Linked DNA regions of Mus musculus: region 1 is linked to region 2. Evidence: chromatin loops called from intact Hi-C (ENCODE). Cell type or tissue: heart. All regions are shown on one strand. Each heading gives the region's core, and the rest is flanking DNA. Links, peaks and the distances in the headings are about the cores only.

Region 1 (8,335 bases), core at 218-8,217, 59 kb after region 2:
AAATGGCAGAAGAACAAAGAATCTCATTAATAAGTGAGTGGATGATCTGAATAGACACTTCACAAATGGCCAATTTAAAAAAAAAAAAAAACAGCAATTGTCAATATCTTTAGGCACTGGGAAAATACAAATCAAAACTACACTGTGATTCTACTTTACCACAGGCAGCATGGCCATCACCAGGAAAGCAAACAAACAAACAAACAAAAAACAATAAATGTTAATGAGGTCTGGAGAGATGGCTCAGAGGTTAAGAACACTGACTGCTCTTCCTGAGATCCTGAGTTCAATTCTCAGCAACCACATGGTGGTTCACAACAATCTGTAATGGGATCTGATTCCCTCTTCTGGTGTGTCTGAAAACAGCTACAGTGAACTCACATACATAAAATAGATGAATTTTTTTTTTTAGAAAAATATTAGTGAACATGTTGGGAAAGGGGACACTTACATACTGTTGAGAACACAAATTAGTCCAGCCACTATGGAGAACTGGAGGAAGATTCTGCTAAAATCTAAATTAAAAACCAGAACTCCCATATGATTCAACCATCCCACTCTTGACTATACACCAACAGAGTCTAAGTCACCATACAACAGCCATCCCGCATGCTCACGCTTACTGTGGCACTATTTACAACAGTGTAGACATGAAAGCAGCAGATGCCAGTCAAATGATGAACACGTAAAGAAACTGTAGCATAGCTCACAGTATCAGAAGGTACTTCAGAGGAAGAAGAAACAATCAAGTCGTCCTACACAGACATAAAGCCTTCAAACCACACCAATGACCAGCCCCGCAAGATGTCCCTAATGGTTCCACAATAACACTTTTGTCTTGGGGGATACTCAACAGCTGTCTAAGTGGACTTAAGCCTTCTCAATAGGAGGGAATTCATACCTGGGACTCTAACCTAGCCAACTACCCATGGCTATGGAGATTATGGATCTTAGAGGAGAACCTACTAGTTAGTACAGTTTTCTTAAATCAATTTCCTAATCATATTCTAAATACTTATCTTTTGCCCACAGATAACTGTAGATCTTATCAAATAAGCTTCTTTTGCTGAAGATAGAAGTTACTCCAGAGATCAACAACTAGTCAAAATGCTAAGAATAAAGGACTGTGGTGTGCCAGTCTCAGCTGGTACATCTGAACCTAACTAAGGCTCAGGGAAAATTGTGGGGATGAAGGACAGAAAGATTGTAAGACCAGATAACCAGGATGCCTGCTGCAAGATTGTGTCTTCTAGACATGACAGGAAAGCTGTACCCATGAAATGGCAACAATATGGCTGCCTAAACAAGATCTGCATAATGACACCACTAGGGGACATGCCAGCACATTATGGGAAACCTCACAAGGTCACATCCCTAGATGAAGAGTTACAGGAAATCAATAGCTGCCAAGAGAGGGGAAAAGGTCCATTTTCCCCAGGGGTGAGCTTCCTGGTAGGTTGTCTAGTCCCAGAGAGCTAGCCATAAACACATGTACATTGGAGTAACGGTAAACAGGCTCATAGGTTATGTCCCCATGTGCATACGTGTAACAATAAATAATTAAAGGGAAAGAGTCTATGAATTTGAGGAAGGGGAATATGGGAGGGTGTTGGAGGAGAAGAGGGAGGAGCAAAATGGTGTGAATCCTGTACTTATGGATGAAATGCTCTAAATTTTTTTAATCAAATCTTTAAAAGAAGTGAGGGTGATCATGAGATGTGTTCTCAGCATGCTGTCACATGTGTCTCTGTTTTGACACAGTGCTTTGATGGCAGTTTGAAGCACAGTGACCCTGTGTGAGTGTCACAGCATCTTGGTTCCTCACAGACTTGGAGGTCTCCCCAGCTTTACAACAATGCCTCCTGCACCCGTGAAGATCAAAGCCTGGTTCTTCCTGTGCAAAATGAAGAAGTCACAGAAAAGAAAAACAAAATGAAGACCATGACCTCACAAGGTAAGGAAATCCAAACAGTCAGGGAGTGTATGATGCGGTACCTCACCTCCTGAGTAATGGGGGAGATGCAAACCGTTGTCTTCTCAAGGAGATTGCAACCTGTGGGGTGATGGACGCCTCTGGCATGGTTGTTTGGCTGTGTTCCCTTTCCATTTTCAGAAGCAGATGTTGGTGGCTTCAGATGTGTCTCTCTCAAAACCCCAGAACTCCAAGTGGTTTGAAAGAACATATCTGGAAGCTCCTGGAGCGTGTTCAGGAAGCCAACACCTTCAAAGCAGAAAGGTCAAGGAGGTCAAGGGACGAAGCTCACCCACTAGTGAGTCCAGCTTGTTCCCGAGGCAACCGTGTGCTTGAGACAGGCACCCTGCCTCCAATAGAACTGCCTTCTTTGTATGTTTGTTTGTTTTTGTTTTGTTTTGTTTTGCTACTTATAACATCTATGAAGTCAAGGACCTCATCTGGGTCATTCACTAAATTCATTCTATTGCCAAGTTCATAGAGGGAACCAGGTATGTGGTGTTGAAAAAGCAAATAATTAAGTGGGTTGGAAAGTTGGCTTGGTGGTTAAGAGCACTTGCTCTTCTTGCAGAGGACCAAGATTTTGGTTGCCAGCACTCACATGGAGACTCACAACCACCTGTTAACTCTAGTTCCAGATGATCCAGTGCCCTCTTCTGACCTCCTTGGGCATCAGGCATGCACATAGCACACAAATGTATATACAAGCAAAACACGCATACACATAAAATAAAAACTATTTTTTTAGATGCCCGCAACTCCTCTTGAGATGTCTGTCATGTCATCTGTGAGATTACAGGTTTAGACTATCATGACCTTCTTGGTTTATTGTTTTGAAAGAAGGTGGGGGAGGGGAGGGGGACCTTTGGGAGTTGATTACTGAAGGCTCCAAGGTAGAGACTTCAAGCTTGAATCTTTATTTTATACGAAGAGGAGAAACCCAGAAGACACCTGTGCACGTGCACCACCTGTCTCCAGCTCTGGACGCTTTGTCATCTCAAGACTGTCACTGAGAAAGCCATCACCAGATGTAGTCCTTAATCTTATGGTTCCAGAACACAATCATAATGACCCTCTTTCTTTATAAGCTTATCCATCTGTGGACTCAACACCTTCTGATCTCTTCTGGCTTGGGGCAAAGATGTGAGTACATACAGACAAACACACAGACACACTTACACATAAAAAAAAATCGAATAAATACATCTTCTTTCAAAGATTTGATCAAAGTATGCTTCCACATTGCTTTTCAGGGTGCCTGCTCCTTGATGTGTAAGTAAAGAATGGCATTATCCTTTCCTTCCTGGGAAATGTGTCATGTACCCCTTCCCCCAAATTAAAAACTGCCACTAAAATGCTGCACCATGCCAAGAAATATTAGGCATATCCTGATTTCAAAGTTATTAAATGTCACAGGGTGGGTGCAAAGGAATCTTAGACTAGAAGAGGCAAATCTGGGGGTGGGGGCTGTGAGGTCTTAGCAGCATTCAGAAGCAGAGTCCTGGGGGGGGTGGGGCTCAACTTTCTTCTCTAGTTATCATTGGTGCTTTGATCTGACACCAAAATTAATATGCTTTTTCAGTCCAAGAAGCAGATAAGGTTGAAGGTTCCATTTAACCGTTAAGGACCAGTTTACCATTGCTGGAAAGTCAGTATACTGTAAGTTTATGTGACTAGTCAAGCTGCCGAAGCCAGCCACCACATTCTGGTTCATATTACTCCACAGGGACTAAGCTGACTGCTCTGTCACTTGGAAAGACATCCTAGGAGGTTAGGAGCATCCCTGCCTCACCGTGGCTCCCTCTGCTCTCTCAGAATGCACATTCTCTGCCCGAGGGTCAAAGTAATTACTGCCATGCGTCCCGTGGGTGATTTAAAAGCCACAAATGAAATTACATGTTTTAAGGAACTAATAGAATCAATCACTTTCTACAAACAGATACGAGCCAGGGCAGTCTCAGCCCTTACAAAGTTGGAGATTGCTTTTCCTATCTCTTATTTGTGAGGAAGGAAACTTCTGGGCTCACAAATGAAGATGAATAGGGGAAGACTTTCAGAAGAAATTAATTTTATTGGAAAGTCAATTCTTCTTCTGACAACACTAGATATTTGTGGGACAGCTCTTGGTGTTATTGACTCAAAGAGATAACATTTGTCCTAGATGATGGTGCCGTTGCTATGGTGACTTCTTTTAACAAGACTAAAAATAATGAAGCCTGTGTCTAACTTTGCTAGGACAAGCCAAGCCTTTCTCAGAACCATCTGAAAGAAGTATCTGTCGGCTGCCACAGATTTATTTTGAATTAAGGGGCACGTCATTTAGGGACTGAATTGTTTTTATTTCCGCCTGACTCCGCCACTTCTGGATATCGTGGTTCTGCAGGGCATAGCAGGCACATGTCTAACCAAGAGGAAAAAAGATGAGTTTCATGAGTCACAAAGAAGCTTTCTTTATTGCAAGTGCATCCTGTATTCTCCTTGGAACGGGTCCACAAGGCTTCTGGGTCCTCAAGCCAGAAGGGTAATTCCACAAGGAGTCTCACAGACAATGGCAAGATTGTTGTTAGCTACGCTTGGATGCAATAGAACTCTACTTGGTAGATATCGACTGTATGCAGAAAGGACTCCTGCTCTTGGCCCCATAGTCTTCAAGGATGTGACTATGTGTGAAGAAGGGAAGAGGAGAGCCTGACTTCTCTGCACAGCACTCATTATACCACTTCACAGGTGCGAAGCAAGAGCCTACTATGTGCCAGTCACTTTCTCCCTTCCTCAACTCACATGTATGAATCAAGCACCTATTGTATGACAGGTTCTTCCCACTTCCTCAATTCACAGGTATGAATCAAGCACCTACTATGTGTCAGGAACTTTCTCCCTTTCTCTTTCCTTCTCTTCCTTCCATGTTTTGTTGAGCGCCCCCTAAGTGTTATAGTTACAGTAACCACATACAGTGTAGTTGTGAATAAAGCTGGGAACCTGATGATGTGCAGTCGTTCCTTGGGATTGAAACACTCCCTTCTGGAGGGACCAAGGAGGTTGCCAGATTCATGAAACTCATGAGAAACTTTATAGACTCAGGAAACACACAAAGCTTACAAGACTCTCAAGTCCCCTTCCCAGGTTAGTTAGTCTGGGAAATGTAAGAAATGCACAGGGAATGGCTGGATTACAGTTATTAAGCAGTTGTAGAGACAAGTCTTTGTTTAAATAAAGTTTTCAAGAAAACGCATTGAGCATGACTCATAATTTACCCTTATAGATTCCGTACCAAAAAGGAAAAAAAAAAAACCATTCTAAGAACTGGAATTGCCACATGGAATTAAAATCCGACTGGACAGACTGCGGGATAGCATCTTAGTTTTGCACCGTCCACACACTGACCCGCCGTGTGTACCTGTGGAAGAGGACCTGTCACTCCAGATTCCTCTCATTTGTTTATTAGAGGTGTTTTTATGAATGAATTTAGATCTTTCCAGATTTGAGATCCAGTGATATTTCCCTCCTCTTTTCCTTTTCTCGCTTTCAGCTGCACTCTGGACCTTTTTCATATTAATTTGTTGGAATAGTTTTATATTAAGAATCTAGTCATCTGGATACTACTATATAAGCCAACCCTCTCTAGCCTCTGTGGACACCCCCGCATGTGTTCTATGTGTGCATACACACACATAGCCTCATACAATACATATAAATAAAAGCACAACGTTTTTTAAAAAGACAAACATAAAATGCCGCGGGAGGTGACAGAGGAAAAGGGTCGCTTCACCCCAGGCAAAGACTATGTGTAATCAGGGTCTTTTTCCTGTTCATTGCTATATCCCCAGGGATTGCAGCACTGTCTGGGTGACTAATTAATTACTGAAACCATCTGTTGAATGAGTCACTAAAGACACAGCAGAGAGCATGATGAGGCTCTGGTTCCTCACAGCTTGGAACAGTGCTAGGGTAGAATCCTAGAGGTCGGGGCAGCAGGCAGGATGGGGCTGGGTGCTGCAGGAGACCCTATGGAGCACAGTGAGGGGACGGACTGGACCATCAGGAATAGGTGACTCCACCGCCAGCTTCAGCTGATAGATACCATTCAGGCTGCACCCCATGAAGCTGAGACATTGACAAAGAAGTGCATGGACATGTTGGGGTTCCTGGTAACCACACTATAGAGGTGAAATGAGAAGAAGAGAGTAATTCCAGTAACTGACCTAGTTGCCAAAGTACCAGAAATAGAATAGAATTTATGCTAGTGTGTTAATATGTAATCGTTGATGAATGCTGGTGTTCTGGTAGGTTGTGGGGTTTTGTTTGTTTGTTTGTTTTGTTTTGTTTTCATGCTAAGGTCTGAGACCCTATAATTCATAGAACACCACATTCAAACTCACCATAGCTCAAGGGCTCAGAGCAACATGGGGGGCAATCATGGTTGGGTGGTGTCCAGAGAGTTTAGTTCTGTCTAAATCCTCTTGCTGTGTCTTACTTACTGAAGTTCAAAGATGTTAACGGAATTAGCCATGATGACTTGAAACTAGGAAGGAGACTTTTTGAGAAAAACAGTGTCAGCAGAGGAGCGGGTGAGGAGTTAGTGGGGGTGAAAACAACTAAAATTCACTACACCCATAAAACTGTCAAAGAACTTTATTTAATAAAAAAAAAAAAACTGTAAAAGACAAAAAGCCAAGTTCTCAGCAGCTGAGCCTAGGTCAATAGCACACAAATGTCTCTAAGTTTAAGGTAGCAAGGAGCCCATGGGAAAGAATTTTTTTTAAGAGTTTATCAAAATGCTTATTTATCCAGAACCAAGATTTCTCATCTACTGAGCCTAATGGCTTATCTGAGAGGCTTGGGTTCTGGAATGTGCCCTTGTGGCTGACTGAATCAGTGCTGAAGAAATTGCGTCAAACTGAATCAAAGAGAGAAATGCCTCCCAAGTCGAGATAGCTTTGACGTTCAGTGAACGATGAAGCCAGAAGAATAATCAACTCCAGAGAAGAGAAACTAATAAAAATCAAAAACATCGGGAGAATCTCATCACAAAGCATTCAAGTGGAAAAAACTCAGCACCCCAGGCAGGACAGGCAGAGGCTGACGTGTAGGAAAATACAATAAAAGGTCACGAAACCATGAGAGCTGGGAGCAGTCACCAGCAGGATGTGTACGGCTAAGACCTTCCCTGTCTGTGCCTATGGCTTCCTGGTTCTAGAGTCAGTGTCCCTTGGGATCAGTGCTACCCAACGCTACCCACCCAAGCCCTGTAATACTGCCCAGAGACTGGAGATGTAGACTCAAGAACAGGGCAGAGCAAAGGCCTTTGATTTAAGCTTACAAGGCGGAGTGGAGGACAGCAGAGGGTCAGAGTGAGCAGCACAGAGCCAGCCTGAGGAGTGAGCATGAACCTGTCCGTTCCAGACATTACCTCCCTGCCTGCTTCTCCTTACTCGGGTGTCCGGCACCATTGTCTCCTGAAGACATCACCCCCTGCCCCCAAAGCTCATTATCTTTCTTTCCAGACCTATCCCACCTGTTTAATCTTGCACTTCCCACCTCTGTAAATAACATCACTGAAGATTCATTGAAGACAGCTACCTGTGGCATAGTCCTACACACGTACGTGTGCATGTGCACATGCGTACACAGAAACACACACAACTTAGACTGCCTTCTTCAGCATCCTTGATGACCTTTCTACTGGTACCTGATCCCTCCTTCTTGGTTCACTGTGGCTAGAAAGACTTTTTCTCAGTCTCATCCTGACTTGTGTGCTCTCGTTGAAACTTTTCACTTTTCCTCATAACTCAGCATAAACCACAACCCATCTAACAGGGGTCCTCTCCTGCCCCTCCCAAAGCTCACCTCTTCCTCCTCTGGCTGCGACACTGACCCTTCCCTTGCCTTAGCTGCTGCTGCTCCACCTCTGGGCAGTGGCTTGGTTGATGCTCTCGTCCTTCAGCCTTCCCTAGACCTTCACACATGTGTGACATGGGTCCCCTTCAGGATCCCTTTCACACCCCACATCACCAACACCCCACTTGCTCAACCTCCTACAGAATCATTAGCTCCAAGTGGATATGCTAGATTCTTCCACTCATGTCTTTATCTCCATCATCTATGGGAAGTAAGCCCTGACAGTCTAATGCTAATGTAGAATTTTATCACCATTTTCTCCCAAACTTAAAACTGTGTCATGGATATTTTGACAAATATTGGCAGAAAAGTGAATAGTCAGGCAGCCAAAATTTGGTTCCATATCTAGATGAAAGTCTGGAGTAGGTTAGTAAGTGTCCTCACAAAATGCCAAGAGTTTTGAGATGACCACATGTGAGACATGGACAAACCTTAGCAACCAGCACCCTGAAGGCACAGGCCAAC
Region 2 (8,335 bases), core at 53-8,052:
TAACTGGCTAGCCGGGCATCCTGTGTTGCTGAGAAACATCTTTAGATAGAACTGCATGTTTAACTTCAGATGATTTGGGGAAAAACAATTAGGAAAAAAAACCGAACAAGAACATAAATGTAGTAAGTGTTTACCTCATACAAATGCTAAGAATATAATATATGTATAAATATATATATTATATATCAATGTAATGTAGATATATATAGAAAATATACAAGAATATAACAAGGAATAATGATCTCTCGCGTATTTGTTATAGAAAGCTGTTTCAGCTCTAATTGTCAAATAAGTGTCTAGATTTATAAATATATACATACATATTTCCTATTGTAATGACCCATCAAATATTAATCAGTAAATATTTGTATTTTCTTTCATTTCTTTGGTGTCTCTAATATGCCTCATTTCACAGTGAATACAGAGTGTAGCAGCACTAAAGAATATGCTTGCTTAATATTCATATTTCTTGTCATATATAAAGAAGTATATCATAAGGTCCCCAATTTTTACCTGGAAAGAACTCCTTATTTGTTATCTGAAAAGAAGGCCTATTCAGTTATGGATATTAAATAAAGATAAATGGAACAAAGAAAAAGCTCACAAATACATAAATCCTCAACTGAGTAACAAAGAGACGGATGAATACATATAACCTAAGGGTAACAAGCACAAAAGAAAGAATGGCTTCGTGTTCTCCAAATTGTCTCACAATGCTGCAGAGAAGAAGGTAAAGAGGAGAGATATAATGTGTATTTTCTCATCTGGTTTTCCCACTGTGCCTGGATGGCAATAAAGAGCTGCTCTCAGTTTCCTGCTGCTGTCTCTACAGCGCGTGCACTTCAGTGGGCAAGTAGCACGCTCCGGGAGATGCCAGCACTCACAAGTACACTACGTGTCCTTGGTGCCTTCAAAAAGCCAATGCAGGTAGAGAATCCAGGGCTTGTTCTGCTCCTCCGGGAGAGGTGGCTGGCTCGGCAGCCCCGCACGCACCCACTCGAGGCAAGCCAGTCATTACACTCCGTCCTCATAAAAATGCAGGCTCTATCTAGAGCATAAAATAACTCTGGATGAGCCTGACAGGAAAGCTTCAGAGAGCGAACACGGAAGACACGAAACAGCTTAATAAGAGGTGACTTAGATGATACGCAAGCCGGTCTGTAGGCAGCCATGACAACGGCAGAACGTCCGCCACTATTTCAGAGCGCTCGGCTGTTTTAAAGATGGTTTCACATGCCTGCAATAACACGCATGAAAGAATAAGAGTGCCGCGTGCATCTCTCATGTATGCGCTGTGGAATCTTCTCCTGTTTCTCTAAGTATGATGTCTTTAGTCTCTTGCCACACTCCTCCTTGCTCCTACCAGGTTCCTTTGTGACGGTGCTCTGTAACTGATGAGAACCTGTCCTTGATAGGTGACGGTTTAGGCCACTAGCTGTTATAAACTGATGAATATTCTTATGTATACATTAGTGTGCATGTGTATGATCGTTCCTGAAACACATTCCTGAAAGGAGTGCTGAGGCAGACAGGGGAAAATCAGATTTCATCCTCAGACATTTCATCTATCGCCAAACAACTTTCCAAAAAATCTTGAGCAAATTTACATCTTCTCCAACAGTGGGTGAGCACCCACATAAATTAATGTAAGCATTTGTAAGTACTAGCACTCTCCCTCAATACCCCCATGTGTCTATGTCTCTGTGTCTGTGTGTCTATGTGTCTGTGCGTGTTACTGGGTATGGTAACCCAGGGCCGCAATATGCCAGGCCTATAAAAGCACTCTGCCACTAAACTCTTTTGGCCAGGCTGGCCTCAAACTTATGAGTCTTCTGCCTCAGCCTACTGAGTAGCTGGACTTGCAGACATGTTCCATTCAGCCTGACTGGTACCTTTTGATTTATCATTGCTATTTACAGGCCAAAGACTGTATCAGTTTAATTTGAATTTTTGACTTGAATATTCATTATTCCTTTGTATTTTGGTCAAATATCAATATTTTTTAAATTTCCTTTAGAAGTAATTGTTATTGATTAGGAAGTATGGTTTAGGAGCTGGTAAGATAGCTCAGCACTTAAAGGCACTTTCTGATCTTGCAGACGACCTGGGTTCAGTTCCAAGCACCAACAAGGCGACTCACAACCATCTATAATTCCAATTTCAGGGGATTCTATGCCCTCTTCTGGCCTCCATGGGCAAATACACACACACACACACACACACACAAACACATATAATACACATACATACATACAGGTAAAACACTCATACACAGAAAAGAATAAATATGCGTTAGTATGCTTGGGGCTGGAGGAGAGCTTGTTGCTCAATCATGAGGTCCAGAGTTCAAATCTCAGCACCCACATCAGGAACACCAGCTCCAAGAGATCTGATGGCCAGTTCTGACTGCCTCAAGTCCCAGCATTCACGTGCACACATACAAGCATGGACACATGCAAGTTAATCAAGTTGTTAAAAAGAAAGTGTGCTCATATGCAAAAGAGAAGACCTGGCTTTCTTATATTATGAGCATTTTATAGAACGTGTACTTTTCATTTTTAAATCAGATATGTCAGTCCTTTCTTTATGGTTTTCTTCATGTGCAATGTATGGCTCTGTTAAAAGGGGTAAGAGTGTATTTCTAAAGAGTCTCTCTGTACAGGGGACCTTATTGTGGGCCACAGCTCCCATATACAGATTTTTCTTATAAACTGGTCACTTCTTTCTAAAATCAAGGTGATAATTCCTCTGTATTTTGTGGCTAATGTCAGGCTTATCTGGCTATATGGGAACCTCAGGACACATGGTCAATGGTCCTGTCCTACTGACAGAGATGTATCTGCCACTGTTGACTATCAAACTAGAGGACCACCATGAGCTCAGACGCCAACCAGAGAGGCCATGTTTCCATGGCCTCCCTCACAACAGGTGGACCAGCTGCAGTGAGGGACATCGGACCAGTGACCCCATCCTGCCATTCAATGTCCAGTAAAGTTCACAGTGACCTTTTGGAAAATATCAAAGATGCCTCAGAGAAAAGCGTCAGTTTGGTTGGCGTTTAATATACACTTCAGCCACCCAGACACTATCTATGTAGCAGCATAGCTGAGATTTGCTAGCATCCAGACATGAGAATAAATAGTATCCGGCCATGGCTGAGGAGATGGCCCCATCAATAAGCACAAAGACCTAAGTTAGATACCCAGAACTTACATTAAAATGCTGGCCGTGTTGGTGCATGCTTATAATCGTAACTCTGACGAGGCAGAGACAAGCAGATTCCGAGAGCTCATTGGTCAATCTGCCTAACCCACAGAGTGATATCCTAGCCAGTGAGAGACCCCTCTTTTGGAAAAAACAAAAACAAAAAAACGAAAAACAGATAAACAGCTCTTTTAAGTGGTGGTGCATGCCTTTAATCCCAGCATTTGGGAGGCAGAGGCAGGCAGATTTCTGAGTTCAAGGCCAGCCTGGTCTACAGAGTAAGTTCCAGGACAGCCAGAGCGACACAGAGAAACTCTGTCTTGAAAAAAAAAAAACAAAAACAAAAAACAAAAAACAAAAAAAAGAAAGAAACAGCAGTTGAGATTTCCTCTGTCCTCCGTACATATGTGCATACACACATGTGCACCTGCACAGATATGAATACACACACATAGAAAAAAAAAACAGATTTAAAACATAAAAAACAGAAACTCAAAAAGAAAGTAAACATGGAAATGGTTTAGGTTCCTGCAGGACAGGAAGGGGTTAGGGAAGCAGATTTTTCCAGGCTAAGTGTGGAACAAGTATTCCAGATTCTTCTTTCCAGCATCTCAGAGAAAGAGCGCCAGCAAAAGCACCATGAGTATGATTACAAAAGCTTTTGATCAGCTGTGGCCCAGAAAGAAATAAGAGAGAATTAGGAAGGTGAGCCAGAGACCGGTGACCAGGATCAGGTCTGCTCTTACTTGGCTTTCCCTCTGCACCTTCTCTTGGGGGCTGAGGATGAAACACAGGGCGTGGGACCTGAAGACCGAGAAGATTAGGAGATTTTTCCAAGTGACAGGACGGAGCCTGCCTGCCTGCATGGGGACAGCTATAAGGATGGCGAAAACGACTCAGCATACAGATATTTAGGGAATAGAATGGAAAGAGATGGAATCCAAGAATCCTGAAGAAGGAAGGGCGAGGCCTAGCAAGGCTGAGGAGCCGGGGTGCGGCTGTCTGGAGCTTTCTTTGGCTTGGCCTCACTCGAGTCTAAGTCAGCTCTGAGTCCAGAGCTCTTCCCACGCCTCCTCCAGCCCACCCCAGGCCTCCCCCTCCCCCCCATTCTTCTTCCTCAAATAAATCCTGACCATGCAAATATTTTTCCTGAGCATCCATCCCACACCCAGAATCATACCGACATCTTTCCAGGAAACCCCGTTCCCAGACTATTGCTCGTTAAGAAGGTGCTGGCTCAGCGACACCACGCCACACTCTTGGAATCATCAAAATGTTCTCTTTCCTGATAGTTTTTGTTCTTCAACTTGCCAATAAGAAAAAAAAAATGGAGGCTTAGGAAAGCTATGGCTTTCTCGAGGTCCCAGGGTTGTTTCCCAGGGAGCCCAGGGCTCCAATTAGTTCTCCGTGTTCAAACTGCAGGGAAATTAGAAAATGGACTCAAGTGTATGACACATCTCTGATCACAGCAGACGTCATTAAGGGCAAAGAGAAACACAGCCAGGGCCAGACAGTGCATGACAGTGGTACCCTGCCTTGTTTGAATGGGATTCTAGTTGTCTTGGTATATATAGAGAGAAGATAGAGATAGAGAGATAGAGATACACACACACACACACACACACACACACACACACACACACACACGTCTACTGAGTGAGTTAAAGGGCAGCCTGGACTATACTACATTGTCTCAAAGGATATGGGGGAGAAGGAAATGAAAACTGGAGAGAAGGGGAGGGGCAAGAAAAGGAAACCCAGCTCTCTACTTGGAATCCCAGGGAGTTCTCGGGAAGCCTGTTGGGTTTTCCCCCTCGGGCTTAAGCACCTTTTAAAGTACCCTCTGTTTCACACAAACATACAGCCTGATGTTCCAGAAACAAGAGAGACCCTGACAAGGAGGGAACTTAGCAGCTCGGGCGAGCTGGTGCAAATAGCAGCACTAGGCTGGCTGCGGGAAGGGGTCCAGACAGACATTGGAAAGATGAGATCCCAAGGAAGGAATCTGCCACCACTTATATTTAGGAAAGCGGTACTTTTGTCTAGATTCATACTAACTGCTCTCTAACAGATATGTTTGATGCCTCTGAATTTGCCCCTTAATAAAATGGACACACACACACACTTAGAAGGCTTAGGGTAGGCGTCGAATTTGCTCAAGCAGCCTTTGGCAGGGACAGAGGTGTTTTTGTTTTGTTTTTGAGGTAAGGTCTTGCTGTGTAGGACAGGTTAGCTTTGAACTCTTGATCCTCCTGCCTCAGCCTGCCCAGTGCCAAGCTCCTCAAAGTGCTCTTTAGATACAGTCGCCATCTTGCCCGCTTGCTCGTTCATCAGTTCATAAACCTATGAGCAGAGAGCCACGTGTGTAACTCTCTTAATACTCTGTTCCTTGGTAAGGTCTAAAAGTTAGGGCTTCTTCCTTCAAACTAACATTCCTGTGGTGCTATCCGCCACACCACACAGTCGGGCTTTAGCCTACCACTGAGAGAGTACACTAGACAAGAGTGACATGGATACCTGGTCACACACCGGGAACTGACAGGCACGGGGTTTCCCTCTAAGGAACATGACGTTTTCAATGTTTGGCTCAATGGGCTCACCTTGCTTTATCTGGGATCTATCTATGGGACTCACCTGGCTTCATCACACTTGACTTCAGAAGCTTACTTTGAGTCTCTGAGACAGCTACCACCCAACAAGGAAAAGGCTTTGAACCCAATTCTCCAGTCCCCTGGAGGCTGGACTGATGGTCAGAGCGCTTCTGCTGTTGCAAATGAGATAGCTTCGAAATGTTAAAACGCTGTGGGAATGAGGCCTGAGTCCTGCTTCAGCTATTTTCTCTCTGGGTAAAAGTTAATGATCCTCAAGAGAGCAAACTTGTATCCTGGCTTACACGCCTCAAGAAATCAACCACTCCAATTCACCCCAGAACCAACAGAAGGAAGCAGCGATTAATGGATTTGAGGAAAGTCTTCATTTTACCTACTTAACGGGTCATGGGCATGTTTTCACACTTTCTTGAGAGAAGCATCAAAGCTATTAACAGGTCACTAAAGTTCAGAAACCAACTCTAAAAGCTCCCAGAATTGGAAAGCGATCTGGGAAGATAGCCTGGGTGTGGCCTTCCCGGCAGATTTGTAGTCAGGGTTCAGCCAGGGAAGCTCTAGCTTTGACCCTCCAGGACCCTCTTCTTCTCCACGAGTGGACCCTGTGCTGAGTTCCTGTTCTGAGTATTCAACAGCCACTCACTCCCTATGGCAGAATATGTGCCGGGCATGGGCCTCTGTCCTCTGTCCTCTATCCTCTGTCCTCAGTGGGAACACAAAACAGATTTGAACAGCTATCATTTAGGGTAAAAAAGTAACTAGTGGCCCACAGTGTAGATCCCACCGTGTGACAGTTCATATGCACAAGGTAATCAGGAAGGAAGACAGGCTGGCCTCAGAAAGGGCACTTATTGGGTACATTTCTTCAGCATCTACTGTGAAATAAGTTGGATATTATCTCCTTCCACATCCTCCTCACAAACGCTCTATGATTCCACACTCTTGCTACATTGATTTAGGGGAGGGGAGGGGCATGCCACAGCACACTCCCGGAGGTCAGAAGATAATCTGTGGTAGCCAGTTCTCTCCTTCTATCACCTGGACCGGTTTTTAGTAGAAAACAAACACAGGATTTAGGGATACTTGATGGTATCCCCAAGGTTGCTCTAATGATGGAAAGCAATGGAAAGGAATCAAAGGCAGAGCGGTCTGGGGCGAACAACCCTGCTGTGACCTCATTTCATGGATGGCTAACACTTGGTGGCAGTACTTTCCTTCCGTGGAGTTGTTGACTAATTCCTTGCCAAGCTGCGGAGCCTCATGGGACACAGGTTGGCAAGCAGTAAGGCATCCACTGCTGGTCCAGGACTCACAAAGCCTTGTCTTGTACAACTGATATTGACTTCTATCTCTGACATCCCTGATGTCCTCCAGCAGAAACAGGAAAGGGAGATAAAGAGGCTCTCCAAGATAAGGACACAAGCCCTAAGCCCTGATTTTAGCATCCCTCCAGCGCTCACAGAGCAACACTGAAAATCCACCACGTTTCCACACCAACAACTGTCTCCTCCCCACTGCCCAACTGTCTTCTCCCCACCACCGCCGCTGCCACAGCCGCCACCGCTGCCGCTGCTGCCACCGCCACCACCACTACCACCACCACCATTCCACCTTAACTCAGGGAAATTCTCGTCATTTTTTTCTTTCCATTTTCTTAGCCAAAGGACTTTAGGAGCCTGATGAAGCTTTCAGAATAAACGCTGATAGGAGATCCACAACAGCCTGGGAAACACAGGGTCAACCATACAGACTCGGTTTAGACATCTCCACCAGAAAGCCTTCTCTGACCAAATGCTGGCATAGTGTATAAATGCACACATGCTCAGCCATGCTCCCAGCCTTCTGCACTACCCTGTGCATACTACACTGCTCGTGGCTACATTTTTTACTTGTTCTGCATCTGTTCTCTCTCTTTCCAATATTGAGCTCAGCCCAGGAAAGGGGGGCAGGATGCAGACTCTCCAATGCCGGCTTAATGGACCTTGCTCACACTTATCTCAGGCCTGGTGGAACTCCCTAGAGTCCCAGCTGCCAAGGAGAAAAGGAGGGGGCCAAAGGAAAAGGAACTGAGGGGAATAACTGTTCTCTAAGAAAAGGGGGGTGTGAGCTGGGCTAGCAGGACTCTAGTGACAAAGGTCACAGCCACTGCTTAGGAATATTTGCAGTATTCAGTATGGCCTCTGGGATGGTTCGGCTTCTAAGGCTTGCCTGCTCTTGGTCCTGGGCCTGTGGGTCACAGAACAGTGTGCAGGATCTCATGAACAGCAGCCCTGACCTCCATGAACCCAGCTCACTGGAGGCAGGAAATTCCATGTTGTAATAACTGGAGTTCTTCCATTCATTCTTGATCCATGACTAGGTAAGCAACTGGTCTTTAAAGAACCCATTTCCACAGTGAAACTAACAGAAGTTATGAAACAAATGGATTTATCAGATATCTACAGAAAATTTTATCCTAAAACAAAAGGATATACCTTCTTCTCAGCATCTCATGGTACCTTCTCCAAAATTGACCATATAATTGG

Evidence for each region. A loop is a pair of places that touch in the nucleus more often than their neighbours do. Peaks named below come from ENCODE experiments on the same cell type or tissue, not always from the same donor. Only the 100,000 strongest peaks of a DNase experiment are listed, where the experiment ranks them.
Region 1: it touches region 2 in a loop (7-fold over the local background); 2 of 42 quality-filtered maps call a loop at or near these places.

What each region holds. Positions count from the first base shown.
Region 1 is chr12:75,420,240-75,428,574 of GRCm38, forward strand. Gm34613 (a long non-coding RNA gene) reads left to right here. Exons shown (of 4, transcript XR_381695.3): 3 at 1-33; 4 at 1,762-2,569. Among named protein-coding and RNA genes, the nearest start is that of Gphb5, 7.6 kb to the left of the region's middle. In heart, for the core only: no CTCF peak of the experiment used is centred there; no DNase peak of the experiment used is centred there.
Region 2 is chr12:75,361,699-75,370,033 of GRCm38, forward strand. The region is part of intron 1 of Rhoj (ras homolog family member J); the gene reads left to right. Among named protein-coding and RNA genes, the nearest start is that of Gm34613, 50 kb to the right of the region's middle. In heart, for the core only: CTCF peaks have their summits at 7,012 and 7,997; DNase peaks (open chromatin) are centred at 4,123, 7,063 and 7,923.